Regions from separate parts of the Homo sapiens genome. Here all the other regions are linked to region 1. Evidence: read pairs that join two places in POLR2A ChIA-PET (ENCODE). Cell type or tissue: OCI-LY7. All regions are shown on one strand. Each heading gives the region's core, and the rest is flanking DNA. Links, peaks and the distances in the headings are about the cores only. Region 1 overlaps EFNA5 (ephrin A5). Region 2 overlaps EFNA5 (ephrin A5). Region 3 has its middle 300 kb from the start of EFNA5. Region 4 overlaps EFNA5 (ephrin A5).

Region 1 (7,927 bases), core at 1,587-6,586:
TTTCCGAGTGGGGCTTTCTAATTACTCAGTTGTGTATGCAAACACTGAAGGAGCATTAGGCGCATCAAGTGGGCCTCTGCTTTTATTAGGAAACCCTTTTATTTTCTAAATAGAATATGTCAAACATAGTCTTTCCTTTTTAGACAGTTAACCTTTCATCTCTCCTGTAGCAGAAATTCCAGTCTCTGGGGCTTGCTAATTTTGTATTTGAAATATTCTAAAGCAGAAGGAAAATGCTGTTTACAGTGCCTTCATTAAAAAGCTTTTAATCCTGTTTTGTTGTTGCATATATAGTTTGGATCCCTGCTGAGTACACTTCATTGCATAAGAAAAATACAGTATTTTTAAAAGATATACCAATCAACCCAACCCAATTCTACTTTGACCCTGACAATTGAGTAGACAAAAACGCTTTTATAGTGTTCATACTTAGCAGATTATAATGAAAATATGAGTTTAATAGATCCTTAAGAATGTGTTTCTAAGTGATGTACAACCTTATTTTTGAAAAAGTCTTTTACGTAGCCTGCTTCGTTTGTTCTCACACATTATCACATACATTGCATAATATAACCGTACCACTTGTAATATGACTTGTCACAGAACATGATTCAGACATAATGCAGCGCAATTTGTTTGACGTTGTTTCCCAGTGATTTTCATATCTTGGCATATACAGAAAACCAAGATCTTTATTGGGCACACAAGAAGAGGCTAAAAGGATAATAATGATAGTGAGCACTTTTAAACTTTTCTCATATATTGAATTTAATATTCACAACAACCGTATGAGGTCAGTACTATTACTAGTGTTTACAGATGAGGAAACTAAAGTACAAGAAGCACCGAGTGATTTGTCCTGAAGTCACAGAGCAGTAGGTGGCCGACCTAGGCAGTCTGGCCCGGAGTTCAGTACTTTTATCACTGTGCTTCAACACACCTGTAACCCTCTCCTGAGTCACCATGATTGTATAGGAGTGGAGAAAAGAACAGAAACCATAATTTGCATGATGAATACTGTGAGATAGCATCATTGTCTTCTAGTTTCTCCTCCCTGCACCCTATAACCTGTAAGCTTTTATAAATACTGGACTTTTTTCCATCTTTTTTTTTTTTTAGTAACAGTGTTATTGAGATGTAATTTACATACCATAAAATTCATGAGGTGTAAATGTACAATCAATGAATTTTAGTGTATTTACAGAGCCATCCAGTCATCACGATATAATTTTATGACGTGTGTATTCTAGAAAGGTTGATACCCATTTATAGTCATCCCCTGTGCCTACCCCCAGCCCTAGATAGCCTGTCATCTATTTTCTGTCTCTATATACTTGCCTTTTTGGGACATTTTGTACAAATGGAATCATACAATATGTGTTCTTTTATGTCTGACTTCTTTCACTGAATATAATATTTTTGAGGTTCTAGATATTGGACTTTTATGTAACATATTTTATTATTTTTCAGACATCACTGAAATGTTTCCTAAGCCTACAGAGGAGCAAGGAGCCCTGGCTTTACTAAATAAATGCTGTGGTTTGCAGCTGTCACACATGGTTTAGATTTACCATTGAGGGAAAACATCATCACCATCATCATAAGCTTCCCAGATAATTAAGTACTTAGATGTGGGCTTCATGGTATTTAAAGCATTCTTTCTTTTACGGCCATATGTGTAGTGTATCAAAGAAGCAGTTTGGGAGGAACAGGAGTTGTCAATTCTATAAAAACAAAAATAACTTGAAGTGGTTATTTCTCATAATATAGTTAAAACAGTTGTTTGATTAACAGATTAGCAGACCAACAGGTTGTTTTGGGCACTACATAGACACAAGCCCAAGTCATTTCCTTTCATAGAGGTTTTTCTTTTTTACTTTTGAGGATTAAATTCTCTTGATTCCTGTATATCGTGGCTGCTTAAAAAAAATAAAACTCAACCAGGCATGGTGGCTCAGGCCTATAATCCCAGCACTTTGGGAGGCCGAGGCGAGAGGATTGCTTAAGGCCAGGGTTTGCCACCAGCCTAGGCAACATAGTGTAAACTCGTCTGTCCAAAAATTAACACACACACACACACACACACACACACACACACACAAAACTAGCCAGGCATTGTGGTGCCCATTTTTGGTCCTAGCTACTTAGGAGGCTGAGGCAGGAGGATCACTTGAGCCCGGTTACTTGAGGCTGCAGTGAGCCATGATTATACCACTGCGCTTCAGCGTGGGCGACAGTGTGAGACTGTGTCTCAAAAATGAAATAAAATTCTAGTGTCTAGGGCTGTAGGTCATTTGAATTGTAAGGATAAGTAACCCAACATAAATGGTAATTCAACAAATGGATGATGTAACAAGCTCTACAGTAAAATAAACCCTGTTCATTTTTAAACTGCTTTGGGATGATTTTTAGTTTCTTGGGCTTGGATTCTCCTGTGTACAACATATCTCATAGATAGATAGCCTTTGGGGCGTGAGCATGAGTAGGAAGAGGTTATAAGATTAGGAAGTACCCAGAGTTCTGTATTATAACACATTGATTTGATTTGTGGAGTCCAGGCCTTAAGTAGATAAAACAGAGCACTTTAAAAGCCATGTCTGCTGGGTGCAGTGGCTCATTCCTGTAATCCCAGCACTTTGGGAGGCCAAGGCAGGCAGGTCACCTGAGTTTGAGAGTTCGAGACCAGCCTGACCAACATGGAGAAACCCTGTCTCTACGAAAAACACAAAATTAGCCTGGTGTGGTGGCGCATGCCTGTAGTCCCAGCTACTAGGGAGGCTGAGGCAGGAGAATCGTTTGAACCCAGCAGGCGGAGGTTGCATTGAGCCGAGATTGTGCCACTGCACTCTAGCCTGGCAACACAGCAAGACTCCATCTCAATAATAATAATAATAATAATAATAATAATAATAAAATAAAAAATAAAAACCATGTCTTGATGCTGGGCATGGGGGCTCACATCTGTATTCCCAGCACTTTGGGAGGCTGAGGCAGGCGGATCACTTGACGTCAGGAGTTGAGACCAGCCTGGCCAACATGGTGGAACCCCATCTCTACTAAAAAATACAAAAATTAGCCAGGTGTGGTGGCTCAGTCGCCTGTAATCCCAGCTACTTGGGAGGCTGAGGCAGGAGAATCACTTGAACCCAGAAGGCGGAGGTTACAGTGCAAGTGGACTTTCTAGTTGATTGGGACCATCTTGTCTGCTCCTTGACAGTACACGTGGCTGGCAGAGAAAGGAAGATGGAGCTGCCATCCTGCACATGTCTAGTCCTTAGTTCCTGCCGGCATTCACCCATGCAAGCTCCTAGCTTGCAGGCAGCTCTTTGTTAGAAAATGATTTGGGGCTGTTTTTCTGTTTTTCATTAAAAAGAAAAGCCTTATCAAGGACTCCCATGCCCTTGCTATCTGCCTAATTTCTTCTTAACTCCTATATCATAAGGAGAGGTAGGAGATTAAGTCAGTGAAGTAAGGAAAGAGGAGACGGGAGGCAGGTCACGTAGGACCTCATAGAATCCTTGTAGAGACTTGGGCTTTTACTCTGAATGAGACAGGAAGCCATTGGAGGGTCTGAGCATTTGTTTCTCCTCCTTTGAAGAATAATTTTTTTATTTGCTTGACAATAAAAAGGGTTAGCACATTTCCATTTTTAGGGTTACCATTGGCCTTTGTGTTGATGGTTCCTTCTGGCAGAAAAATAAATCTGCCCTTGTATGTCAGCTTCCTTGGGTCTCCCACACACTCGTCAGGTTGTGGAGAAGTTTGAATTTAAAACAAGCATTTCACAAATGACTCACGTTCCAGGTGGGATGATGTGTTCTCTGCCTACCACAGAGAAGGGAGAAATCAGTTCACATGAAACAGTAACCTTTTCTTTCTCTCTGCATTTTCCTAGGAGCAGAAAAGCACACAAATGCTTTCTTTCTGATTGTGTATTTGGAATGTTCCTTAAGATGGATCTCTGTTGAATTCCCAAGTGAATACTCCAATCTGTATTTAGTCTCAAATTCTGACAAAAAAGAAAACCTCTACCTGATGAGGAGCCCCGTCTCTCTGCTGTTTTCTTTAGGTCTGGAAGATCAGGGATGCTTCATAACTTGGTGCCAGAAGAGAAGGGAAGATTGATTGGGGTTTTATGAGGTGGCAAAATACATAGCTAAACCTGGGGACAGGGATGTCATTTAGCATGACAGAAACAGCAGAAAACAGGAATAGTGCTTTATTTTGTTGTTTTTGTTAAAGCAATGTGAGACTTGTTATTTCTACCCCCGTGGTCCTGGTTGTTTTTGTGTTCAGCACAGACGTTCAGGAAACAGATTCCAGCACCAACACCTGTGCGACGCTGACCCAGGCCTACCTCGCAACATCCTCCTCTCTTACTGTATCACACAGATCAGCTTACATGTCACACTTATTTCCTCTCCCCTCTGCTCATCCATCCATAGCTATCCACTGAGCATTTCTGTCCCTCCCTCTGAGTTCTTGGAATTAAAGAAAAAACAACATAGAGCCCAGTATCTCAGTGAAGAGCCTGTTTTTAATGGACGGATACCACCAGCCTCTTTCTGTTCAGAAACATCTTATGAATCACAAGCAGTTTTGCAGGCTTGCAAGAAGCTGGTGCCCCACAGCACCCGTCATGTAGAATAAATAAATGAACAGTTGATTTCGGTGGGGTGTCGGTGTCCTATTTTTAGAATACCATGTTTTCTGCTGGGGCCATTCAGGTAGTTCTCGTTTTAAAATTCTAACATCTGCCCAGCATACATCTTCTGACATCTGGCTTCCACTTGCTACACAAGTGAGACACTTTGACTCATTTCCCCATCTTTGCAGTGGGAGAGTACCCATTCCTGACATGCTCTGAAATGGGGCAGGTAGCAAATGATTTGGAAACAAAACCCACAGAATCAACATGCTCATCACATTTTATTATTAATTGAGCTCCCAAGCGAGTGTTTCCTTGTAAATCCCAACAGGCTTTTATTTGATAGAGTCTCTCTCTCTCTCTCTCCCTCTCCCTCTCCTCTTGGCTCAGGAGGGGGCAAAGCTGCCCCTCTTTTCCCAGCCCCAAATCTCTGACTACAGTAGGACTTAAGCACAGCAGCCTGAGCTGAAGCATGTCATCCCTGAAACAAAGCTACAGAGGCATGGTGCCAAGGCAGCCAGGGAAGCACAAATTACCTCTCATGCCTGGTGGGTGAGGCCCCTAGCCCCATCCCTGAGTCCATTCCTCCTGGCCACTGGGTACGTAAGTACCCATCAGGAAGGGGCAGAGCCTCTTTCTACTAAGAGTAGTACAGTCCAAATCATCAAAGGAGACCTCATCAAGACTAGCTCACTTGGAGACTTCTTCACCAAGGAGCACAGACTTAAATTTACAGTTGATTCTCTCCACAGCAATTTTATGTCTTCAAAGAGCTCCCCAATTATTTTTATTACGTTTTCTTGGTAAGCAACCCATGGTGAGGTAGTGCACAATGAACTACCTGAGGTATAAAAGAAGTTAAGTGATTTACTCAGAAAGAGTGGTTAGCAGGGTTGCCTTTGAATTCAGAACAGCATTCTCGGTGATTGCTGCTTGATGGAGCTGTCATCTTGGAGTTAAGTTCTCGTATATGCTTTTGCAAAAACACCATGGTGTGTGTTTGGCTCTGGCAAAACTTTATCTCATTGCTCTATTTTAATGGCAATAATCACTGGAAATCAGCACAAAGTCTTCAGCTTCTTAACCTGGGTGACATGCTTCAGTTTTGTGCCTTCTGTGACTCTCTGTAATGATGGCCTACAAGAACTGTAAACCTCCTAGAAGGTAAAAAAAAACAGGCTAGAGTATTGATTTCAGGTTGTGTGAGGAAGAAACAAGGTGGGGGTTTTTGTGTTTTTTGTTGTTGTTGTTGTTGTTGTTGTTTTGTTTGTTTTGTTTTGCCCCTCAGCTTGCAAATCAGTTGCTTATACCCAGGCGATTGCAGCCATTTACACCCTACTGAGGAGCCTATGTGGGGTTCTTTAACCACTGAGCCAGGATTGATTGACAGCCACTGTCTTCAACTACAACAGAGATGGAGTGAGCGCTTATACAGACTCAGTGGGGTGGGACTTCCCTGTTGAATGCTGCTTTATGTCTTTTCAGGCAAATGCCATTTACATCTGCCCACCATTTGAAGTCTCTTTTGACTTTCTATTTCTTTCGAAAGGAAGTAAAACAAGTGTTGCAGGAGCCACAGATAGCATCATGGCATTTTCTTCATTTTCTCAAAATGCACCTTTTGGGTGTTTTGTGAGCAAGATCTTAAGGAAAGTAGGTCTTTTCAGATGAAAATTTTGTGAAGTCTTACTATGATGTAAGCTAATGAAAATTTGGGGGAATGCATTGTGAGTAGGCAGGGCTATAATTGTTTTTTAGCCCTTTGAACAAACCATGTCTACATATAACATGTTCATGGTGCCACATTATTAGTCAGGTTTTTTTTAAGAAAAGTAATATATGTATGCATTGATAGATAAGAACTATTTTTTTTATGATAGTTTTGATGTTAAATAGGCAGTGGTGATAAGGATGAATTTAGAGCTATGCTATTAGATGATTTAGGGCACTTAATTTACAGATTAAAGTTGAAACTAAAAAGATTGTTGTACTTTTAAAAAAGCTTCAGGTTGGAATGTAACACTTTATAAATGGATATTCATAGAAAGTCACAATAGCAAAATATAGATTTACAAAATCAGTGTATTTTTTAGGATACCATTTATTTTATTATTAAAATACTGAGTTTATTTTACATGTATATTTTTGTTTCTCTACCAGTTTCATGCTTGACTACCACTACTACTATATTCTATCATAATATTCCATACATCCATTTACTTTAAAAATGTGTTCAAATATCCCTGATCTCATCATCTTTTCAAACTTCGTGGGGATTTTATATTTAGAAATGCAACTATGGTGCCGGGAGCAGTGGCTCACTCTTGTAATCCCAGCACTTTGGGATGCCGAGGCGGGCTGATCACCTGAGGTCAGAAGTTCGAGACCAGCCTGACCAACATGGTGAAACCCTGTCTCTACTAAAAATACAAAATTAGCCAGGCGTGGTGGCGCATGCCTGTTATCCCAGCTGCTAGAGAGGCTGAGACAGGAGAATCACTTGAACCTGGGAGGCAGAGGTTGCAGTGAGCCAAGATCGTGCCATTGCACTCCAGCCTGGGCAACAAGAGCAAAACTCTCCGTCTCACACACACACACACACACACACACACACACACACACACAAAGAAAAAGAAAGAAATGCAACTATGTTGAAATAATTATATAATCATTTTGATGACCATCCAGTCCACAAGGTTGAATTAACCATGTAGTTTAAAATAGTTTCTGTTTGAGAGTATTGTAAAGTAAGAAAAGATTTTTGGTCCTTGCAAAATCCTGAGTAGGTAGCTCGTTGTCATCCTAGTCTCAGTGTGTAGCTTTGGAGAAACTGATCACAACTTTTTTGAGACTGTGTTAAAACTTGCATCCAGGAGGTTTATAAAAAAAGATTGGGCTGTTCTGGTCTTCAGCACCTCATGACTTATTTTCTAAATTGTGACCCAGTCTTTCTAGTTTATTTCTTTACTCATATATTCAAGAAAACGTACTAAGCACCTACTTGTCATAAACATTTAAGACTTCCTGGTAACCACCATTTAAAGTATTCATATTGTAGTATTACCAGAAAGGGGTCCAGATCCAGACCCCAAGAGAGGGTTCTTGGATCTCGCAAGGAGTTTGGTGCAAGTCCCTAGAGTAAAGTGAAAGGAAAGTAAAGGAATAAAAGAATGGCTACTCCATAGGCAGAGCAGCAGCTTGAGGTGCTAGACTAAGGATACTTACAGTTATTTCTTGATTATAGGCTAAACAGAGAGTGGATTATTTATGAGTTTTCTG
Region 2 (7,927 bases), core at 986-5,985, 71 kb after region 1:
GTGTCTTCTTCCCCATTTTCTGAAGTTTTTATTTTTATTTTTTTAAGTTTTTTATTTCTAAAGTTTTTTGTCACCCAGGCTGGAGTGCAGTGGCGTGATCTTGGCTCACTGCAACCTCTGCCTCCTGGGTTCAAGCGATTCTCCTGCCTCAGCCTCCTGAGTAGCTGGGACTACAGGCGCCCGCCACCATGCCCAGCTAATTTTTTGTATTTTTAGTAGAGACAGGGATTCACCGTGTTAGCCAGGATGGTCTGGTCTCGATCTCCTGATCTCGTGATCTGCCTGCCTCAGCCTCCCAAAGTGCTGGGATTACAGGTGTAAGCCACCAGGTCCTGCCTTTCTAAAGTTTTAGAAATCACATTTCCTTTCTTCATAAACAAAAATTACACTCTACCTACTAAAGATATGTAATAATGACTGTTGAAATTTTTATTTTGCAGGATCTTTGAGATTCTCAGGATGCTTTTCAAATAATTAAAATTCATTTTAGTGGTAAAAATAATACCCTAAAAGTTCCATAAATAGTATAATTGAATATATTCCTCTTACTTTGTTTTAATACATACTGAGCACTTAATCATTTGTCAGGCACTGTACAAAGCACTGTACTTTTAGTCATCATTTATTTGTTCATTTAGTTTATACATTTAATCCTAACATGTCCTAGGAGTGAGGTGTTATGTTCTGATGTTACAGGTGAGGAACCTGAGATGTGGAGAGGTCATGGAATGTGCCAAGATTACACAGTTAGTAGCAGCAGAGCCCAGATTCGAAGATAGGCAGACAACTGTGTATTCCTTTCTCTTAACCTCTTTCCTGAACTGTCTGCCACAACCAATAAAATAGTTGTTTATTCTCAGTTATCAGATGGATGTCTATAAAGTCTGAAAAATGAAGATAAAGTTGAAACATCTTTAATCAACTCTGATTTACTCGATAACTACCAGACATTAACAAACTTTATGTACCATATGTGCTGAAAAAGCCAGGTGCCACAAGAAGGATTAGAGGTGAAATTTTCTTTCCATTTTGATTTCCACTTTTTATTAGTGACACCTCCCAAGTGGTTCAGAGGACGCCTATTAGTGTTCGTGGACATCTTGTGCTATTTGCAGCCATCCTTGGAGAGGTCTGGGTGGCTGAACTCCACACCTGCTAGGTGTCCCTCTGCCTCTGTCGAACATCCCTGCCTGAACAACTCTAGCATCCTCAATAAGCTGAGAAGCCTCCCTTTTCGTGACTTGTGAGCATCTTGCGATTTCTCCATTGTCAAGTCTCTGAGGCCATAAATCACTTGGAGGATGAGAACAGATCAGATTCTCACTGGACTTTTACATTTTCCCTCTTCCTTTTTGGACATAGTGAAGTGAAAACCAGAAGGAATAGTTATAAACCCTTCAATAGAGCACATATGTGCTCTGTACAAAGTGCATTAAAATACTCTTTGGGGTTTAAAGTTATATCTCAAATGGCAATCTTTGAGGCCAGGTGTGGTGGCTCACACCTGTAATCCCAGCACTTTGGGAGGCCCAGCCAGGCAGATCACTTGTGGTCAGGAGTTCAAGACCAGCCTGACCAACATGGCAAAACCCTGTATCTACTAAAAATATAAAAATTAGCCGAGTGTGACGGTGGATGCCTGTAATCCAAGCTACTCGGGAGGCTGAGGCACAAAAATCACTTGAACTCAGGAGGTGGAGGTTGCAGTGAGCCGAAATCACACCACTGCACTGCAGCCTGGTTGACAGAGTGAGACTCTATCTCCAAAAAACTTTTTTTAAATGGCAATCTTTATACTCTTGTCCTATGATTATCAGCTTTTATGTCACTTAATATTAAATAAGTTATTTTATCATTATTCCTGGAACTAAAATCAGATTTTGACCCCATAAACGGTAAGCATTTAAACTAATTAATATGTATATATATTCCCAATGAAGCAGGAAATCAAGCATTCTTTGAGTCTGGGAGCAAATTCATAGGAAACCATGTCTGAAAATTATTCTCCTAGGGCTGTGTCCTTTTGCCAGTTTTCATAGTAAAGAAAATTTTACTTCTAAGTTTGACTTACACAAATGGATTTGGAAAAGGAGGGCCATTCCTGTCCTACATGTAGCAGCTGTGCTTACTGGTTTTATAAACTGTAATCTCAAATTGCGCTTCTATTTTAATTTCGGCATGCCTGAAGCACAAGATTCTTTTCAAATGTTCAGCCATGACTATTTAAAATTGAAAAGAGAAGTTCAACCATTAAGTATTCTCATCTTCTCTGAGATTTTCTTTCTGATGCAATGATGTGAAATACTTTTTCATGTTGCCCATAATTTCTACTTACACTGTCTTGCTTATGCAAACTTTTAAATAGGCTATAGATGCAAGAGCATGTAAAAATCTGTACAAATTTTGTCTGCCTTTGCATTATTGTTAAGTCAGCGAGGATTCTAATGGAGTACAGGGGATGAGACAACAAGAATCCAATCAATAGATGCAAAAGGCAAATGAACTTGCATAAATTAGCACTCTAATAGGAAAAGATAAATGCATGTTCTCTTTCATCTTTCAAGCAATACACACTATTGAAAGAGGTCTAACAGATATCACCCTGATTTATCTTTAGCTTTTTTCAGGGGTGCAGAAATGAGAAAATGCAAGTATATTGAGCATTGCGGAAACTGTTCTGAACCACTTACATCAGATCAGTGCATCAAATATAGTATGTAGCACTCAGCATGCTGTGTCCACATGGATGATGTTATCATCCACGTTCCTCGTAGATAATGTGAATACTCACCAAAGATCTCTAGAAGAATAAGGATTGTTCCATTACCAGAGTTTGTCTTGGAGGACCTAGTCTCTGATCTTGACATTCAGGCATTTCAAGTGTACTTTACATTTACACCATATCTTTTTGAAATTTATTTTATTACATTTTACTTTAAGTTCTGGGATACATGTGCTGAACGTGCAGGTTTGTTACATACGTATACATGTGCCATGGTAGTTTGCTGCACCTATCAACCTGATATCTAGGTTTTAAGCACTGCATGCATTAGGTACTTTTCCTAATGCTCTCCCTCCCCTTTTCACCCAACCCCCGACAGTCCCCAGTGTGTAGTGTTCCCCTCCCTGTGTCCATGTGTTCTCATTGTTCAATTCCCACTTATGAGTAAGAACATGTGGCATTTACACCATATCTACTGCAGAAATGGCAAGAAGAATTTTTCAGATGTTGAAAGTTTAAGCGCCTAGAAAAAGGGCAGTCACAGATCATCTGCCACTACAGCACTGTACAGTAGTTTCATTAACTGTCTCCAGTTCAACACAAGAAATGCTTGGGGAATGATACTCTGTTCCCCCTTGCTCTAATTATGCTGTTCTTGAGGGGGTATAGTGGGTCTGGCATGCATGTCAGAGGACAGCAAGTGCCTGGCACTGCAGCTTATAGTCATCATTTAATTAGCAACACCCAAGAAATTTCTCTTTTGCCTGTTCTTTCCAACTCTTTGTTTACTGGTTCTATCTATGGAAAAGGAGCTGGGTATATAAGGAACTGCCAAGTCATCTTCATTGCCTTTACTAAAAGGCAGAAACCTTAGCTATGGATTTGCCATCTTATTTGGGCAGCCTCCTGCCCAGCACAGCATCCTAATCATTTGTGTTGCTGGTCGATTTAATATAGGCCAATAAGCAATGCCCCTAATGGTTTCATAATGGTACTTTTCCAAGAGCTCATCTACAGACAGGGAGAAACCTGTACCCCAGGGAAAATTTGGATATCTTCTTCCATGATATGAAGAGAATACTCTGGTTTGAGGTAGGTACTTTTTAAGACATATTTATAATTCACAGGGTTTTTTTTTTTTTTTTTTTTTTTTAGTACCTGGGGAACTTTCGCTCCTCGGGAAGTTTTCTAGAAATTCTGTCTTGGGGGGAAATACCATCTGTATTGTTGGAAGAGAAAGAAGAAGTAATTTGTCAGCGTTGTTTTGATCCCAATCCAGAAAACCAAAAAGAGAAAAAAAAAAGTCTTCTGAGTATCAGCATTTCTTCTTTTTCTTTGCTTATTTTAAAAATAGAGCTTTCCTTAGCTCGCTTCCATTATGGTTAACTGTAATCAGTACTTTATGGTTATATTATATAGCTTTGTTTCATTAGGGCAATAAAATGATATTGAACAATAGCAATATAATGCAGGGAAACAGTTTGTAATTCAGCTGGAAATTGCTAATGCAATAGACAGTTGATAATACAATCAGCTCAACTTTCCTAGGAAAACATAAGCTACATTTTCTATACATTTCTCTCAAATCTTCTTACAGGGCAGGGTTGAGGGGATTGCTTTGAACTACACTGGAAAGCTGGATGCCCTTGAAAAGAGAATTTCTTTATGTACTGAATTTTGAATGACATCTATAGGTCCTGGGAAAGAACTACTATTTTAGAATGAAATTCTCCCCTGGAGATTTTCAAAAAAAGAAACTAGGTAGTTAAGAGTTCTAAAAGGAAACAGCTGGATAAGATGATGGCTCAAACTTTATTTTACTAGTATATCTCTCTATAGTCTTGATTCCGAAGTAGGGTTCTTGTGAAATTATTAAGACTAAGTATCAATGGGAAAAAAAAAGGCCATCTCTTTGCAAGCTGATGTCATGCATGCTGTGTATATTTATATAATTACTGTAGGTTAAGACTAGTGAACATCAGTAGTGTCTAGGATACAAAGCCAGGTTATTGGTCTAGAATACAAAGGCAAATAACCTGGTGTTTTCAAGGAGTGGTGAGTTAGGATTTTGTTGCTCTCAACTCTAGTAAGATGGTTGTAGCTGTTGTTGAGTCAAAACCTTTATCAAAAGTTTTATGTAGGAGGATTTCTTAGATTCGAAGAAAATCAGGAGTGATATGTCTAATTTTGAGTTGTCCAGTAAGTTTTTTCATAATTAGAATCAACACAATTTTCCACATGTGATACAAATTTTTAAATGTCCTAATTGTCAAAGAAATGCAGTATTTCCTGTTTCCATATACTTGGAAACATCTCTGACATCTTTAGAGATATTAGTTATATTCAGAAGGCACCACCCTTATTTAAAAAATAAACTAAATTTAATGTTCTACCAGAAAGTGCTATGCATATGTAAGTATATTTCTTCAGCTTTTATGCCAGAAATTCATATTTAAACTAAAACAGAAAAACAATAGGCACCTCCCACAGCTCCTAATTTTCATTTCCTCTAGTGAGTTGGAATAATTTGTAACTTCTTAGGATTCAGAACTAAACTGAAGTATATGTAAGCTTCAGATCATGTCCCAGTTATATGGTGGGAAATGCAATTCCAGCACAGCTTCACTGCCTACACAAGGAAGGAAAAGGTGTTTCTGCAGATAGGACGCTATCCTTCCTTGCTCCAGCCCTGAATATTAGTGCATGCTTCAGGGCAGGTTTAACAGCACCAAGAGTGGGTATACTCTTTATATTAGCCTGGTAGATTGTGCTTCTAATCTGCTCACCTGGCCAGCACATGTCATGTTATTTTCCCTAATCACGTTTATAGAACCATAGTAACCAGTACTTTCAGTGACCATGACTTAGGGTTTTTAATTAATGACTGGATTTAAAAACATCCTTGAGTTGGTTTTGGCTGTTGTGAATCTTTCTCAGATACAGAGTGTCCTGAGCCAGAAATCTGAGATATACCAAGGTGAAATCCCTGTTTACCCTATGCCTTTACTTCTCAGAGAGAGGGTTGAAAGGAATACTTTATATTTGTAGAACTGAAAAAAAAAAAAAATCCAAGTTTTTTTTTTAGCATGCAAAATGGGGTATGATTTTGATAAATATTTGGCATGTACAAGGTAGATACCCAGATGTTGAATTAAAACATCAACAAGTAAAATTATCCTATTCTGTAAATAAATCAATTGACGTGCTATATTAGAGTAACATTTACCATCACATAGCATACAGATTCTGTGCTTAGTCCCAGGCTCATTTAATATCTCCCATAGGTTTTGTAAATCCTGTGTTGTTTTTTGACCCAGCTCATCAACACTGAGTTTGTGACCAAAAACAGCTCACATTCTCTCTTTCTGTCTGCCTTGAACAGTGTGAGCAGCAATAAAATGTTAATGTGTACGTCGTGAAACTTTGGGATCTGGGATTGCACTACTGAGTACTGAAGAAAGTAAGTTGTGACCCTGTCTTCTCAAAGCTGACAGTGCTGAGTTTTCATGGGTATGGAGTGCCCATTATCATCTGCTTATTTCATCGTCTTTGTGTCTTGACATTAACCTTGCCTCAGAAACCTTGCAGTCCACACAAGTGGCTCATTCAGAGCTTCTGGCAATACCAAAAATTCTGAAAGTTCAATAGGAAGATCATGTGCACTCCCTTTGAACTATAGTTCTTTTCCAAGGTAGACATTTTGAAAGTAGAGTTTATTAAGATGATAGGTGGAAAAAGAAAAACAACTATATTCTCTGTCATTGAGATAGACAAGCATTTAAGTAGGTAGAAATATTGTAGTACTTGAGAATCCTCTAAAGTGCTTAGATTTATTTCTGAGAAATAAATGGTGAATTGTTTATTTCTTTCTCCCGCTTATGTTTCCTTGGGATAGAGCAATTAGTTTCTCATTTTTTATGATTGCATTTTTCTTGCATATATCTTTCTGTGGTCCAGGCTATAAAAGTAAATAGAGGATCCAGCTGTATGAATGGATATCCTTTTAATGAGTGTGGGGAGGAAATAATAATACTAAGTAGTGCAAAACCATTTTTATGTGATGAACTGAAGTACCTTTGTTCCCCAGTCTAAACCACAGGCCACCAATAAATGTGTGCATGAAATGACAGTTTCATGTATTCTGGTGTTAACAAAGTACCTCGTGGTTTCTTTTGCCCCTAGAATGCACTTAATACAATTGTTGAAGGGTGGTGGCATATTCTGTTTTAATTTCCAGGGTCAAGGAAAGGTAAAATGGAATATGTGACTTTTCTGTAACACCCTTCATTCTATCTCTGGGCAAAAGCCTTTGCTAAAACAGCGAGATAACACAGTTGCCAGGTGATAATACAGTCGTTTTTGTAGTGCCATGAGTTAATTTCAGAGTTGAAACTATGCTTACTTAGAAAAATAGTGTGCCTTCTCGCCTCAGAGCAGCCATTTGCTCAGAGCAGCAAGTAGATGCTGAGTCTCTCCCATGTGCAGGGTATCATGAGAAGTGCTGGTAGTGGCATAAGTCTGCCATCTTCCTTCCCCCTTGCTCCCTTCCTTTCTGGCCATTTTTACTTAGCTGTTCTTTATTGATGTTTATATACATCTGAAGTCACTGAGAGCAATGTAATTCAAAACCACCCTATCCCCCACTGTATCCCTAATTTAATGTTAAACTGCTCATATTAGTCTGCTCAGACTTCCATAACAAACTACCATAGACCCTGTGGCTTAAACAACAGAGATTTATTTTCTCACAGTTTTGGAGGCTAGAAGTCCCAGACCAAGGTCTAGCAGAAGTTGATTTCCGGTGGGGGGCTCTCTTGGGGCAGCCATCTTCTCCCTGAGTCCTCACATGGCAGAAGGAGAATGAGCTCTCTGCTATTCATATAAGGACACTAATCCTGTTGGATTAGGGCCCCACCCTTGTGACTTCATTTAACCTTAATTACTTCCAAAAAAGACCCTGTCTCCAAATGCAATCACATTGTGGGTTGGGGCTTAAACATGAATTGGAGTGGGAGAGACAGACATTCAGTCTGTAACACTGCTAAAATAATAAGAGAAAAAAAATCCTAAAATAGAGAGCCATACCATGACATAAATGTAGCAGTTACTAAACTTTTAACCTGATGCTCTATGCTTCCTCCACCTCACAGTGGCTCATGCTAACACATTCTGATGATGGTTGCAGGGAGGACCTCAAAAGTTCCA
Region 3 (7,830 bases), core at 1-5,000, 140 kb after region 1:
CCTTTATTTCAGGGGCTACTTGTACTCTGCTGATTTTTCAAAATCTTTGTGGACAGAAAAGATAATACAACATGCACAAGAGAAGGCCTGGGAAGCTCAAAGAATGCAGAGTTAGAAATGGCCAAGTATCTGGGCGCATTCCAGTTATTCTGATGAGAGAATAGTGAGATTTCAGCCTAGTCTCTGTATTTGAGCCTTAAAATAGGCACTATGACAAGCCCTGCATCCTAAAACGACTGTTAAATACAACAGGAGCCAAATACAAATTGTATTCTTTTACTTTAGACATAGTTTTTTCACCCCATCAAGAAAAAGACCAAATAAGCATTTTCCCAGCAAATATACTGGAAGAAGAAAAGAATAACAGTAATGATAATCATAATCTCTTCAGTACTGCCCAAAGCCTCAATTCTCACAATCAAGGAAGAATTAACTTACTACTGTGTGACCTTAGGCAAGTCACACGATATCTTTGGGACTCAGTTTCCTTATCTGTAAATAACAGGGCTGTATGAGAGATTGTTCCATTTTCTAAATTCTACCCTTTTGGGGCACGTCAAAGCCCATTTTACATCTATGTGATGTGAGTGTGTTTTTGTCTTTGATGATGACATTGCTATAAGCACAATTTGACAATTTCATCTGTAGAAGAAAAAAACATCAAATATCTGACATAATAGACACCTAATGCATTTCAAGACTTGGCTTTAATTACCCCATGTTAACATTAAGCTCATTGAAAGCTTTTTATTATACTTAATTATTTGACAGGGCACTAAACACTAATTATAACTTACTGTAACCTTTTTTTGTTAATGAAGAATGACAGCTTTATAGGATGAGAAACAACTTACATTAAAAAATATGTACTAGACTCCTTACATGACATTTTCAAACCAGAACAGCATTACGTTATCATTGTCATCTTCACCATCATCATCAACAGCATTTAAGTGATCATGACATTGTGCTCAGTGCTGTGCAAAATAAAGTTAATGTTTACAGTCTGTACTTTCAAAGCTTACAACATAAGGCAGACATTACGTGTAAGCATGACATAATAGTGATTTATAGAGAAGAAATAAAATCCAAGCATTTATATTATACATAAATAATAGGAGAGATAAATACTTTTTTAAAACGTGAATGGGAAAAAGTTTGGGGTTATAGATTAGTAAGATTGAGTTAAAGGAAATTACTTTTAAAAATAGTCAAGATGGGGTTAGGGACTTCTTAGAAAATAGAACACTTGAGTTAAAAGCATTGTAGGCTTTAAGAGAGTGGAGAAATGCATGGTGTAAATTTTCATATTAGCCACAGAGGCTACTGTAAAAATGTGAAAACCCATAACACCATCTGAATGTCACTGAGGCAAATTATGGGTGTGCTGGTCCAGAGAAATCACGCATTTCTTCCCCTAAGGAAGTAGGGGAAGTGAGGAGTAGATGACAATTTCAGATTCTGCTTTATGGAATAGTCAGGTAGCTGCTCCTGAAACTGAGACTGTATCTACACCTAATTGTGAGATGTCTAGAACCTCATTGAGTGGGAAGGCTGGACACACCCACACACAGATGAGGGAAATGGTATAAAATCCAGAACGTGCAAACTGTTGCACACGCTAATGGAAAGCTGACTGGACCAGAGATGGGACAATGAGCAGTGCTGCACCAACACACCTAATCTGGTAACAAAGCATTTGGAATGCTCAAGTAATCTAAGGTGTTGTATAAAAAGAATCACAGGGAAAATGTTGGAATCTAGATGTCCATGCATGTGGTGACTAAAACACACATGTATGTACCTGAATGTCTTATAGGAATGTCTATAATCTAGGTGTCATTTTAAAAGTTCAATATAATCCTGATGAATTGCTCACTGACCATTCTAACAGTTTCTTGAGAATTGTTTGCAAAACAATTTCTTAGAGATTGTTTGCAAAACAATTTCTTAGAGATTGTTTGCAAAGATTAGTTTTGTATTCTGCTGATAACTATCCTTCAGGAAAGCATTGGCAAAAAATGCTATGAAAAGCATTATAATTTTTGCACATTCCCTTTGGAAAACAAGTATTTCTGAAAATCATTAGAAATAATCTGGCCAATATTCTCCATCAGTTTTTATTTTGATACATTCTGCTATATTAATCAAGTCATTCAGTGGTTAAATACATATGAAGGCCTATTTTTAAAATGGAGTTGTAACTGCTGGACCCTGTGAGCAGTACATTTGTATCAATTGCGTGTCTTTGTTTTATACAGATGATAAATGCATAAGATTTTTTTTTTTAAAGGAAATTGCATTGCCCAAGGAATTAGTCAAGGGCTTCACCAAGGGTTCATTTGGTTTGAGGGAGGAGGTGATTAGCCAAGCCACTCTTTAAACAAATAGTACCTAATTAAAAACAGTGGGCTTGCTGAGAAATACTGCTTCCAGGTAAGTTCCCTTCCCACCTCCTCCTTTCCAAACAGAATGCAGTTTCTAAGCCCTTTTATACAGAGTTTCTGTAGCCACTCCTAGCACTGGAGAAAGAAAAAGGAGTAAAGGCCTCATGTTCAGCATATTCCAACATAATGACCCTTTCAACAATTTTCTTCAGAGATTGTCACACTCCCTTCCCAAGAGCCTCAGTACATGCTGAGAGTAAAACATGATTTCACTACTTTTTATTAAAAATGCCCCCCTCTTTCTCTCTAAGTATCCCATGAGTTCTGCCATCTCATCCCAGAACGGCATTAGTTGGTGTTCACGCTGATGGCAGGTCAACAAGGCAGTGCTACCCACTTTAAATAAAAAGAAGTTTCAGTTCCTCTTCTTGTCATCTGCTTTTTTGATCCAGAGTTTAATTCCTAAACATGTAGTTTTCTGTAATGTTAATGAGAAAAGCCTTTCTAGCTCCATAACCCTCATCATAACAGCCCTGGGAAGAAGAGGCCAGCACCAGGGCTACGGTAGGAACCTGGGAGGCCCTGACCGTTTAGGGTAAACGTACCTTGCTGAGGCTGTCAGTCTTTGTTAATTCAGAAGAATTCAATCTAGTGGGTGGCTCTCCAAGTCAATAATGCGCTTTAAAATACCCTGGATTTTAGTCATGATTATTCAAGCAAGAACTTTATGTCACTTGGTAACACATGGATGCTTGTCAATCTTGACAAGAAAACAAAGGGAGGGACAAAAAAAATCTGGAAGAGAGATTACAATGGGAAAATAGAACAAAATATTTTTGCATGCTGTTTTCTTGCAAGTGCCAGGTGCTCCCTCAGACCGCACGTACGATTTGAAATGCAGGTAGCCAAAGTCATTTTCTTTCCTTCACAACCATGAAACAAGATACTAAAATAAGAGAAAGAACATGTTTCTTCCCACATACATCCTAAAAGGCACATTTTATCACCACCCTGGTATCCTCTCCATTTTGTGTTCAGAACTTGTTCTTTTGGACCAAAAAATAACCAAACTGAAACAAAACAACCCCCGCCCCCCACCATGATTTGTGTAGCAGAGAGTATGGAACAAGTAACTCCTCTGAAATGTGTGTTCGGCTTTACTAAATCTGAACACATTTTCTTCAGTAGACGGAACAAGACGATCTGTGTCTTTTTTATTTTTTTCTTAAAGACAGTGTGCCAGCCAGAAAGCTGACTCCATTTGTTTCTCCTGCAGGGAGCCAGCATGTTCCTTCTCTTGGAAGATGCAGGTACTTAAAATAGTAATAGGCTTTGTGGTTTATCAAGAGTATTTCATCCCAAGATCTTACAGGCATAAAGAATAAAACATAAACTAATGGCTCTTTCCAACAATCTTGGGAAGAATTAACTGGAAAGGAGGATTGTCATCATTTTTTCCTGGAGAAACAGGGAAAAGAAAGCTGCTTAACTCAGGTAGCCAGGGAAAGAACGAGAGTCAAGTTGATCCAGGATTTGGACAGAGGCCCCCGGTTTGTTACTGTTCCTTCCTAAGAACTTAAGAGCTCCAGCTGAAGGAAAAACAAATGACGTATTATCCCTTTAGGAAGTCTCAAATGCAATGTAATTGGGAGAGGGGCACTAGGCAACTTCCAAATGTTTCTTGTGAGTCTTGCAGCTTTATCATAAAAGTGAACTTTTCAAGTGTAATGGTCTTCCATAATTTCTTAAGGTGTCTTCCTCCTGTGCATAGCCAAACTTAATCTGTAAAAATTAGGAAGAATTGAAAATAATAATAATTTGTATTGTTACTTTTTTTTTTGAGAGGGAGTCTCACTCTGTTGCCAAAGCTGGAGTGCAGTGGCACCGTCAGCTCACTGAAACCTCCATCTCCTGGGTTCAAGCAATTCTTCTGCCTCAGCCTCCCCAGTAGCTGGGATTACAGGCACCTGCCACCACACTCAGCTAATTTTTTGTATTTTTAGTAGAGTCGGGGTTTCACAATGTTGGCCAGGCTGGTCTCGAACTCCTGACCTCGGATGATCCACCCACCTCGGCCTCCCAAAGTGCTGGGATTACAGGCATGAGCCACCGCGCCCAGCCATATTGTTACTTTTTAAAAGCAGTTTCCCCTGCCTCACATACATACGTCACATACTTTTTAACATTTTCTCTAATTTGATAAATCCACAGCCTTTTTCTCTTGGCATTGTCTGTACTAAGCAGTGTTGTATTTGAAAGGACACTAGAGAGTCACTTTAGGCACATTTAAACACCAGTCTGTTAACACCTGAAGCCATAGGGCAAAAGTGTGGTGGTTAAAAGAAATCACACGGGGGATGGCCAGCCAGGTACTATGGTATTCACATATCTGACCACACTGAGAATTTCCCAGAGCCCCAGCAGGAAACAGAAAACCATCTACTCTGGCAGGGAGCATCACTTGGCATTTTGGATCCTTGGTGTTTTCTCCTTGACTCAGCTGACTTCCGCACCTACAGGGTTCTCCAATATTCAGAGGCAGGGCAGTCATCATTGTTCCAATATTTGACCCCCAAACTTTCTTAATGGGTGTAGCTGGCTAAATGTGAGAGTGTGCAGACTCTGAGCAGGAAAACTAGGATCTACTCCCATAAACATGTACAATTATTGTTATTAGTATGTATCAGTAAAAAGAAAAAAATTTAAAAAAAAAAAGAGGACTAGGATCTGCACCTTTAAAGCTCTGACCAGTCTGGGCACTTGGATTCACAAAGATGACACAAAATCCTGTAGGTTTAGGGCTTCCTTAAATTCACTCTCTAGGCTTACCTTAGTCTGGACTGGATGTTAGCACAAATTACAAACCCTCAATTTACTACTAGTTCAGGTTTTGAGGTTATCACAAATTAGAGTGCCCTGCATTCTCTGTGGGTCCTGCCCTTCTCTGGTCCCTGTCAGTATTCAACAAAGCAAGTTAATCTCCCTAGTAAGTGACAGCTCTGCCTCTTGTAAGTGGCATGGAATCAATTTTTTTAACTTGATTTGAGAAGTGAGGAGAGTATCAAGAATTCAGTACTAGCTGGTGGATTCATTAGCAAGCTGAATCAGTTTTAGCTGAAATCAGTTTGGCTGTCCTCATCTCTTAGTCCTGCTTTTTCCCCCTTCCTTTTATCATTGATTCTGCCCACAAGACTTATTACCTACTCTGTCTGTTGAGGATGCCAAGTTCCTTTGCTAAGCTGTTCACAGCAGACAAAAACACACCCTAGTGCTCTGATCCACACTTTCACAACTCCATTGAGAGGAGAGAGAAAAAGTGGGTTCCACAGATATTGACCAAAACTCTCCAGGATGCTCTGAGAAGCCAAAAAGATAACATAGAAGGAAGCAAACGTAATTGTCATCAGGACCCCTCATTATTGTATACAACAGGTATACACAATCTTCCAGAAGCAGCCACCCAAACACAAGAAAGTTCTTCTTTCCAGAAATATGGAAAGAACCTACACCAAAGGAATTGAGATTTTTTTTTTTTTTAGTGGGAGATTTGCAAAAAGGAAGATTAATTTTGTAATCACTACAATATTTCCCCTGCTTCTAAACCCATCCTCTGCCCTGATCAAGTTTGTGGATGGACAGGCAGGAACAAGTGAAAATGATGACTGTGTAATGGGAGCCGGTCCAGGGAGGGATAGGCCCTTGTCCAGCACAAATCTGTTCTTGGTGCTGCGTGTCTACATTGCTCACTGTGGTCACAGAGTCTCGGTGCAGTTTTCATTTGGGGACAATCCCACTGGGAAATTTATGTAAGGAACTGAAGCATAGTGACACAGTGTGCCTGCAATTCCTGTGGCGGGGGGGCGGGGAGGCAATGCTGACCTATGACTTCCCATAGACCCCATCATCCCTGATGTCTGTCCATGACCTTGAGGAGTTCACGGTTTAGAGGAAGTTCTCATTTGGAGGGAGGCTCTCCAGACTTCTCTCTAAAGAAATAAACTCTGACTCCCCCTCTTGAAACCAGAATACAAATTTATAGTCATCAGAACTGCTTGTTTCTGTAGTAGCTAGCAGAGTTTTATTCTAGTTTCTTAGGAAGAGTGACTCCAGGGTATGAGAGAGAATGACTGGAGTTATAGCAAGTTTCTCATCTTAAAATAAGGTTTGGCCTTCATGTCATATCACATTGACTTGCTGACTTTACTACAATGGCTTGATTCTCATAGATCAAGGAAAAATTTTTTTCTGAAAAGGGCAGAGGAAAAGTGAAATACATCATGTCTTAGAATCCAGAACCTTCTGCAATTTCCTGCTGTTGACAAGTAAGTGATATCAAATCATACGCAAACTGCAAGTTACTTCACTTCACCCAAAACTAGCCCCAGGAAAGAAGAATATAAAGATTTGCTTATTCATTTAGTCACAATTTATGGAGCATCTACTATATGCCAGAACTTGTGCTCAGAACTATGGATATTTTTAAAAGGAGACTAGCTGCACCCGGGTAAAGCTCCCAGTCATTATGGGGCTGCACACATCAGTGAGGAAGCTTGTGAGGCCATAGTCCCTTCTGAGGAAAGAAAGAAGGCATTTATTTACTGGGCTGCCATGTAATATGCCAAGTCATCACACTGATAACTGATTGGACAGGGAGTGGGCACCTGACCCAGAAGCAGCCAATCCTCAGGCTAGTCAATGTCCTATATATATTCTGGCAAGGAAAGAAATATTTCTGCCATTACTTGTTATATAATAATTACCCAGAACAATTAGTATATCCTGCTTGAAAGGTAATAGAAATAGAATAAATCAGAAGAAAGGGAGATAAACAAAAGAGAGCAGATATGCAGAATGTACCTAGTGTCATTTCTTCTAGCAAAGCCCTAACTTTGATTGTGCAGTTCCATAGAGCTGCTTCCTTAAGCCCAGAACAACCTCCTAGTTCTGGTCACTGTAATGCCTGGTCATTATTTGACTTCTATTTTGAGAGTTTCATAATATTCTGACTCCATTATTAGCATAGGCGTCCTTAAAATAAGCCCTCATTATTTGAGGCATCCTGTGTGAATCACAGTTCTTTGCAAGCAAAATAGTCTATTAAACAAATATAGGATAAGAGGGCTGGGAAGAAAGTGTGATGAAAGCACAGAGGGAGTAATTAATGCTACTAGAATTTCAGAATCTGATTTTGAATTTCAATGTATTACCGTACTGAAGACTTTTGCCATATTTCAAAGGTCACATCTAAATTGACAAAATAATTATATAAAATGGTTCCCTTGATTTTCTTGAAGATTCAGACTTTTTTTAATTTGATGAGATCGGGTACAAAATAAAATAAATGTCCCCACTGATACCTCATTTCAGTTGGCACAGGGAGGAGTTACAAAAAAGTAAGATTCCGATTAGAGAATCAATGAGAAGGGCTAACAAATGGTAAGAT
Region 4 (7,927 bases), core at 1,438-6,437, 58 kb after region 1:
TAAATGAGGGCACAGAAAAGGTCCCTACCTCTTGATTAGCAGAGTAGGCCATTCCTGCATGGAATTCCTTATTGGCTACAGTCATCTTCTGTATAACACAGTAGCCTTTCCTGATTTTAAACCAGAAAAGCCAAAATTGCCCTAAAAATGTTACCTCTGCAGTGGTTAAACAGTTCCTAAGGCTAAGCGTTTGAGGCGTGCAGAGTGGAAGAGAGATGAAGTGGTGATGGCCACCTGTAGCTGCTGCTGTCTAGCTGACCCTGCTGTTTGTTGGCAACTGGAGACAAAGTTAAGGCTATTAAAGCTGACTCCAGTCAAGCTGCCCTTATCATCTGATGTTTCCTCATATGAGATTCCAGGTGGTGCTGCCCCACTGAGACAGTGTGAACTCACCAATCATTGCTTGAAGCTAGGAATTTTCTTCTGCTGTGCCATTGCGTGACAACTCAATTCTGACCACTTTCCTTCCACTCCTGTGGAGCAGAGGAAGAAACTCTCAACTCTCACAGGGTCTTCAATTTTTTTTACATTTACAGAACTCCAGGAGATAATTTTTGCAGCACTGTCCTGGAATTCAGGAATTCACTCTACTCTGAGCTTTGCCGTTAATGAACTTGGCAATGTTAGCCAAGTGACTTCACCTTTCTGGGTGTCAGTTACTCAACTATAAAACATGAACATAGGATAAATGATCTTCAGGCCCACTTCACTTTAACCATCTATTTTTCTGTAGTTCTAGCCTTTGTTCTGCTTTGTTGTTCTACATTTCTTTTTTTTTTTTTTCATGTGTTCCAATTGATTTTTTTTGAGATGGAGTCTTGCTCTGTCACCCAGGCTGGAGTGTGGTGACGTGATCTCAACTCACTGCAACCTCCACCTCCCAGGTTCAAGCTATTCCCAATTCCTCCACCTAATTTTTTGTATTTTTGGTAGAGATGGGGTTTTGCCATGTTGGCCAGGCTGGTCTCAAACTTCAGACCTCAGGTGATCCACCTGCCTCAGCCTCTCAAAGTGCTGGGATTACAGGCGTGAGCCAGTAGCCTCCAATTGATATTTTGAGGTCCTAAAATAAAACAGTTAATTTAAACGTAAATTTGAAGGAAGAAATGCTCCTTAAGTTAAAGAACAAAGAATTGTCAGGTATACGTTTATGGAAAAGTATATTTTGGTGTCAAGGTACAAAAATCAAAATTTGTGCCTAGAAATCCTTTATAGAGAATCAACAAACAAAAAAGATCTAGACTGCTTTTATTAAAATATCAGCAATATCCTGAAGTTTTCAATAAAAAAAGACTAAAATTATTCTGTCTCTTCCCCTGATGTACAATGGATGATTAAAGTTTCTCTTGCACACAATAAGAAAATACTTCTTAAAAACCACTGAAGTGATTTGGTTACTGTAACAATTGTTTTAAATGGTGTTGTGAGATAGACAGCGGTTCAATGCATAGTTTCCCTTACGATTTAAGCAAATAATTGAGGATACCCATACGGAGGTTTTCAGCACTCTGTTTTCTGTATCACAATTTTTTTTTATAATGATGTACTAGTTTATAACTGCAGTTTATTGTCTCACGACTTCCAAAAAGGCTTTAGCACTCCAGGTTCCAGGCACCTTGTTTCTCACCTTTGTACCTTTTGGTTTCCTCATGCTGCCCATCCTATCTAGAGTGCCTCTGCCAATTGTAGATAACTCCTGCTCAAACTTTGACTCGGGTAAGCCTTTTCTTATCTCCAAGGCTATATTTGGGATCCCACCTTTACATCTCAAAATGTAATTACAAGTTTATGGGTCTGTCCCCCTGACCAGGCCGAAATCTTTGAGGAAAGGAATTATTTTCTATTCATCCTTGTACCCCACAGTCCAAGGTGATACATAGCACATAGTTAAAGCTCAGGGAAGGTGTTTGAATGACTGATTAAAGGCATATCAGATGAAACTGTTCAAATAATTATAACAACTGTAAAAACTGTAAAGAGGTCAGAGAAAACAAATATATCAAAAGTAGTATCTTACTCTCATTGAGCATTACATTTAGCTCTGACTGGTAGCCAAGCCCAACAATAAATATGATATGATCAACGTATAGTAGAAAATAGTGTGGTTTAGAGGGAACAGCATGGGATTTGGAAGAGGAGATAAGGGGACTTGAATCTTGGTGCCACTATAGAAACCTTGAACACGTTCTAAAATCTCTCTTTGTCTGTTACTACATCTGCAAAATGAAAATAACAACACCCACTTCTTAGAGTTGTTTTAAGGAGCAAACGAATTAACATATGTGAAGTGAACATAGTTGCTGCTCCTATGTGAAGCAATTCAGAGGATCACTATGTTTTTGTTGTTGCTGTTTTGTTTTAAATTAGTAGAACAATTGTGTGTTTATAGAAATTGAGCAGATAGTACAGAGCATTCCCATATTCTCTCTCCTGCTCACACTTTTCCTTATTATTAGCTATTTTTTTAAACTAGGTAACTTATTCAAATAACATGGTAAAGTAAATACAGTCGGCCCTCCTTATACATGGGTGCCACATCCATGGACTCAACCAACCTTGGATTGAAAATATTTGAAATAAAAAGTGTCTGTACTGAGCATGTACAGACTTTTTTCTTGCCATTATTCTCTAAACAATACAGTATAACAATGATTTACATATTTTTACATTGTATTAGGTATCATAAGAAATCTAGAGATGATTTAAAGCATACAGGAGAATGTGCATAGGTTATATGCAAATGCGATGCCTTTTTATATCAGGGACTTAAGCATTCATGGATATTGGTACTGTGGGAGGTCCTAGACCTTCAGAGGCTGAGTCAAGGATCTAGAGTGCCTTCATCAGGCTAGAGACTATTCCTACCACCTCTATGGAGTGCAGTATTAACACGAACTTTCTTTTGGAGAACTTTAGATCATAACAGGTCAGCAATGAATGTTAAAGCAAAAAACATTGTGCGAGTTGTATATTAACAGCATTTGGAATTTTAAATTCACACACTTTACATCTGTTAAAAATGACAAAAGGGGCCTTTCAATTAGAGTTAAGTGGGCCACTGAGGCTGTTCATTGGTAGGTTGACTGGAGGGCCTGTGACCCTGTGGGCCCAGCTAATCTTGGGCAAAGAGGAAAGAGGTACAGAGTTTGACCTGCAAGAAGAGACTCCTCCCCACTAAGAACACAACAGTAAGCGTGAAGGGAAGCAGTGTACACTAGCAGAACAACTGTGCTAAGGGTCAGAATGAACATTCAGGGTTGTGCAGATTCTTGGGATGCATTTTGACTAGATAAGTAGCATAGCATTTATAAAGGAAATGGGCTTACAGACCCCAAACATCAGATTTCCTTCCCCAAATTTCTTCTATGGCCATATTGAACAAGGGGGCAAGCTAGACCAGAGAGCTCATCTGGACAGGAGGTGAGCATTAGAGATGCAAAAGGGTATAGATCAGCCCCATCTAAAGCAGCAGCAAAGCCAGATGATTTGCTGGGACAAGTGTGGTTTGTTCAACTAGTGTAGAGACATGCCCCAACCACTGGCACAGTTGCAACAGCACTTGGTTTCAAAACATCTCTCTTAAAAGGGAATGTTTTTCAGCTCTCTAGAGGCTTAGCAAGATCTGAAAAGATTTTGCTGCTGTTTGCTGGCTTCTACACATGCCACTTTTTACACCTTTACCTAGATAGATGGAAAGCACTGTAGCCCACTTGCTTTGCATGTTTGAACAAGCCTGCATGGATAGATGACAGTGCATGAACAGCTGGCTTCTTCAAGAGCTGATCTGCACCACCCTAACATTACCTAAACAATCATTACTTACTTTTTTTCTTCCTTCAGTGCTTAAGCAAGTTTCAGCATGTTAAAAGAGAGAGCTGTGGGAAATGGCCTAGAGCTCTGGGATAAAAATATAAATCACACCCTAGTTAGCTTAGGTTAAATTAACTTTAGATTGATATATATGGACACCTCCTTTTAGGAGCTAAGCCACCACCCCATCACCCCAGAGCTCTTAATTAGCCCTCTCCATGTGGAATATGGACCTGTAACCATTCACCAGGTTCCTAATTCTTTTTCAATTAAGAGTTCTAAGTTAAGAGACAATTAATATCTTTAACATTGTATTAATGTCTGTCAAAGCTAAAACTGTTAATCAAACAACAGCAGAGTATGAAGCATTTCTAGGTAGTGGATGGCATTTTCCTGCAGGAAGCACTCAAAATCAGAAGTTTGGCTGCACCCAGTCAGGGCAGCTGTGCATTAAAGTTGTTCTCAACATATGCTAATGCTAACTGGACCAAAGTGTTAGTTTTATAGTTCATTATGAGGCTTGTGAAAAAGAATAATTCACACTGAGTAAAGTGGAAAGAATTATCCATAACCAGGTTGCAACAATAAACTTTAAGAGCAAAGAAAGAGACATTCTGGGTGCCTCATGTCTGTGCATTGTCCTAAGGAGATGAAATAAGAGAGGTTAAAGACAAGAATGAGGAATTTTTTGCTGTTGTTCTAATCTGGTGCAGTATTTTAGGTAATTTATTTGATAAAGGCAACACTCACTTCTGAAGGTCTTCTTCCCTCAACTGAAGATTTGCAAAGGAAAATGCTGGGTGGACTTGATCACCAGCTACTCTTGAGTTTCCAGTGTGGCTGGTTAGTAATTCCTTATCCCACAAAGAATTTTAAAAATGTGCCAGCTTAAGGAGGTCAGAGGCTAAAGCATGGAGGTGTTTAATGTGCATTTTTTTCTATCTCACTAATAGACTGTTGACATGGGTCTTTTGTGAACTCCCTGGCTAACTAAATATATTCATGATCCGAGTGAAGAGGGGGAGTAGAGAATGCTCACGTTTCAGGATGTAAGGTTTTGTTTAATTTCAGTCAATCATTTGTTGATGGCAAGTACACCAGATGAAATGCATCCTCTGAAGGAGCTCTGAGATCTTTGGGTCTGTGTATATAAATCATTTGCCTGCCATGACACCACATCCAACAAACCTCGTTGACACTGACAGGGACCAGATGTGTAAGGCCATGGAAAAGACGTTAGGTTTTGACATCAGCTGACTGACAGTTACATTTGGAGGCACCAGTTGAGGGTTTGAGATTTTGTTGAGTCCAGCAGGTAGATGGAAATCTGCATTTAGTGTTATCACATGCCTTTAAACACTTAGCTGAAGATAAAACCACCTCTGTTCATGGAATGGAGCTTAAAATAACCCAGTTTCAACTCTTCAGACCTAAAAGCTTCCTTCCCTCTCTACTTGCTCTTGCTCTTGTTCCCTCTCATTCTCTCATAGCCACAGTGGAAAGAAAGTTTAAGTAAAAATACAATTTACAAAAGATTTATACATTTTTTTCTGAAATGTATTCTTCCTCATTCCCTCCCTGCCTATATCTAAATATACTAAATGTGATACATTTGTAAGCAAATAAAGTATACATTTTACATTCTCACAGGAACCAAATGACCTTAGCTTTTTTATGGGCACTAAAAAATGTTAGTATTTGCATATTATAAAATTTCCCCAAACTTTCACCTTTAAGAGCTTAATAACTTCAGGAAGTTTAAATTTCTAAATCTTGAGATTTAAAATTTTCTAATGTAGGAATAATAATTGAAGTAAATTACCATTTAGTCTAAGTTTAAGATACTTTGCACAAAACTGAGAGACTGGTCATCTGAAAAAAGAAGCAGACAATCACAAAGTAAAGCTTCAAATGATGATTACAGCTGATTTTAATGTAGTCCTTTGGATGATTAAATATATATTCTTAATCTTAATTTTAAAAACAAAGGTATAATTTTTATACATTTTCATTAACATATTGATGAAATAGTAGCAAAAGCTTTAAGAAAAAATGTTACTAATTTATCTTAAAACGATGTCTTGTTGAGTTTAATATAAAGTATTTTAAAGTAACTACTCAAAAATGACTTGTAGAATTGTATGACTTCAATTTTCAGTGACAAAATATGAATGCATTTGGACTTTTGGAAAGCCTGAATATCAGCATTTCCTTTAGATTGTATAAAAGCAATTATAAAGTGACAGAAGGAAAAACGTTCATGCTAGTTAGCTATGAAGGGAATTATTGGCTTTTGTTCATATTGGAACCCCTTTAATGTTTTAAGAGTGGGTTAATATTGATCTGGCATTCATTCTGCTATGCATCTGTCACACACACACATACACACACACACACACACACTCACACTCCTTCAGTTTGCATTTTTGCCTACAGGCTGCTGAGAGCTGATTATTCTTCTAATCAAAACCGTCACAATCAGGGGAGACAATTAGTCAGGTTAGGCCTCTGCTGATTTTGCTTGTGGCCCTTAGCATCAGATGGCCTTGAGCACTCTTGAATCATATCAACAAGTATTTCAATAATACCTCCTCCGCTCCACCTGCTGCTGCTAAGGTCTTCCTTTCATCTCTGGCATTGCTTGAATTTGTGATTTCTCATGTATTTTAAATTGAGACCACAAGGTATAGAAATGTTCAAAAGTAGAAACTTGGCAGACCTCATTGCTAGTGCCACTTAAAAATCACCTAGTCAACTCCAAAAATCATGAAATCAATTACCTATAAATAGGTTTCTATTTGTTTCTGTACTTATGCACTTGTAGAACTCAATTTATAGAGTTTAATTCCCATGTAAAATGAATATACATAGAGTGCATAAGAAAGAGTCCCATATATAATAGGCTCAGCATATTTTAAGCTATACTTAAATCAGAATGACATACATAAGACCCAGTTGGTAATAATACATTTTTATATTTTTCAGATGAAATAAATTTTGTTCTGAATATAAGATTTATTTATTATATTATTCTGGTGGTCATTGTCTGACTTTACCAACTATAGGAAGTTTTTAAATAAAAAAGCAATGATTTTTATCAATTCTTTTAATATCTAATATGTCTAAATAGCCTTCACATCTTTCTATCTGAACATTCTGTCAGTTTTAGAACTCCATCTAGAATGTGACTATGTTCTAGGGTTTTGTAATAAAATATATGTTTATGTATTTCAATATCCAGTTAAATAGTGTATTGTTATTGAGAAGTAAAGTGTCTTTAGAAAGAAGCCAGAAGATCAAATAGAGATTTATTTAAAACAATGCAGGGCTTATTATTCTTATATGGATACAACATTCATATAAGCTTTTTTAAAAAGAAGAAAGAAAGAAATCAGGCCAGGCAAGCTTTTCTTTTCACTTATTTGAAGGATTAAGGTGTTTTACTGAAATATTTTGTGTTTTGGAGTTAAGCCTTTCTGTGTATGCATGTCTGTACATATATGAGTTTTCCTAGGTATGTAATGTAATAACCAGAAGCTCAAGTAGAAAATGACTCTTTAAAGGTTTAAAACATAAGATATAATAATTTGTTGTATACAAGAGTTTTCAAAAATTTTTCTGAGACAGGGTCTCATTCTGAGCCCAGGCTGGAGTAAGTACAGTGGCTCAATCACGATTCACTGCAGCCTTGACCTCCTGGGCTCAAGCAGTCCTCCCACCTCAGCCCTTCCAAGTAGCTGGGACTACAGATACATACCACCACCCCCGGCTAATTTTTTAACTTTTTTTTTTGAGATGGGGTTTCACTGTATTGCTCAGGTTGGTCTCAAACTTCGGGGCTCAAGTGATCCTCTAGTCTCAGCCTCCCGAAGTGCTGAGATTACAGGCGTGAGCCATTGTGCCCAGCCTATAAAGAGATTTTTCTTTCATCATAGTGCTGACTATTAAGTGAAAATAGGCTTGAATTTCTGTAAATTAATGTCAGCTGTATAAGTCTGACTTTTTTTTTCTAAAAGAAAAAAAACGGGATACTTGTGCGGAACGTACAGGTTTGTCACATAGGTATACGTGTGCCATGGTGGTTTGCTGCACCTATTGACCCGTCCTCTAAGTTCCC

The links. ChIA-PET counts read pairs that join two places held together with the same protein. Peaks named below come from ENCODE experiments on the same cell type or tissue, not always from the same donor. Only the 100,000 strongest peaks of a DNase experiment are listed, where the experiment ranks them.
Region 2: POLR2A ChIA-PET joins it to region 1 with 11 read pairs; 3 of 35 experiments call an interaction of 5 or more read pairs at or near these places.
Region 3: POLR2A ChIA-PET joins it to region 1 with 10 read pairs; 2 of 35 experiments call an interaction of 5 or more read pairs at or near these places.
Region 4: POLR2A ChIA-PET joins it to region 1 with 12 read pairs; 5 of 35 experiments call an interaction of 5 or more read pairs at or near these places.

What each region holds. Positions count from the first base shown.
Region 1 is chr5:107,510,349-107,518,275 of GRCh38, reverse strand. All of the region lies in intron 1 of EFNA5 (ephrin A5), which reads left to right. Among named protein-coding and RNA genes, the nearest start is that of EFNA5, 160 kb to the left of the region's middle. RefSeq lists silencers at 901-950, 5,894-6,188 and enhancers at 4,850-4,909, 5,894-6,188. In OCI-LY7, for the core only: no CTCF peak of the experiment used is centred there; DNase peaks (open chromatin) are centred at 3,805, 4,315, 4,705, 6,085 and 3 weaker places; H3K4me3 peaks cover 3,583 bases; H3K27ac peaks cover 5,000 bases.
Region 2 is chr5:107,438,878-107,446,804 of GRCh38, reverse strand. All of the region lies in intron 1 of EFNA5 (ephrin A5), which reads left to right. Among named protein-coding and RNA genes, the nearest start is that of EFNA5, 230 kb to the left of the region's middle. In OCI-LY7, for the core only: no CTCF peak of the experiment used is centred there; no DNase peak of the experiment used is centred there.
Region 3 is chr5:107,369,025-107,376,854 of GRCh38, reverse strand. No RefSeq gene overlaps it. Among named protein-coding and RNA genes, the nearest start is that of EFNA5, 300 kb to the left of the region's middle. In OCI-LY7, for the core only: no CTCF peak of the experiment used is centred there; DNase peaks (open chromatin) are centred at 2,774, 3,254 and 3,544; H3K4me3 peaks cover 1,652 bases; H3K27ac peaks cover 1,867 bases.
Region 4 is chr5:107,452,233-107,460,159 of GRCh38, reverse strand. All of the region lies in intron 1 of EFNA5 (ephrin A5), which reads left to right. Among named protein-coding and RNA genes, the nearest start is that of EFNA5, 210 kb to the left of the region's middle. In OCI-LY7, for the core only: a CTCF peak has its summit at 2,834; DNase peaks (open chromatin) are centred at 2,812 and 3,721.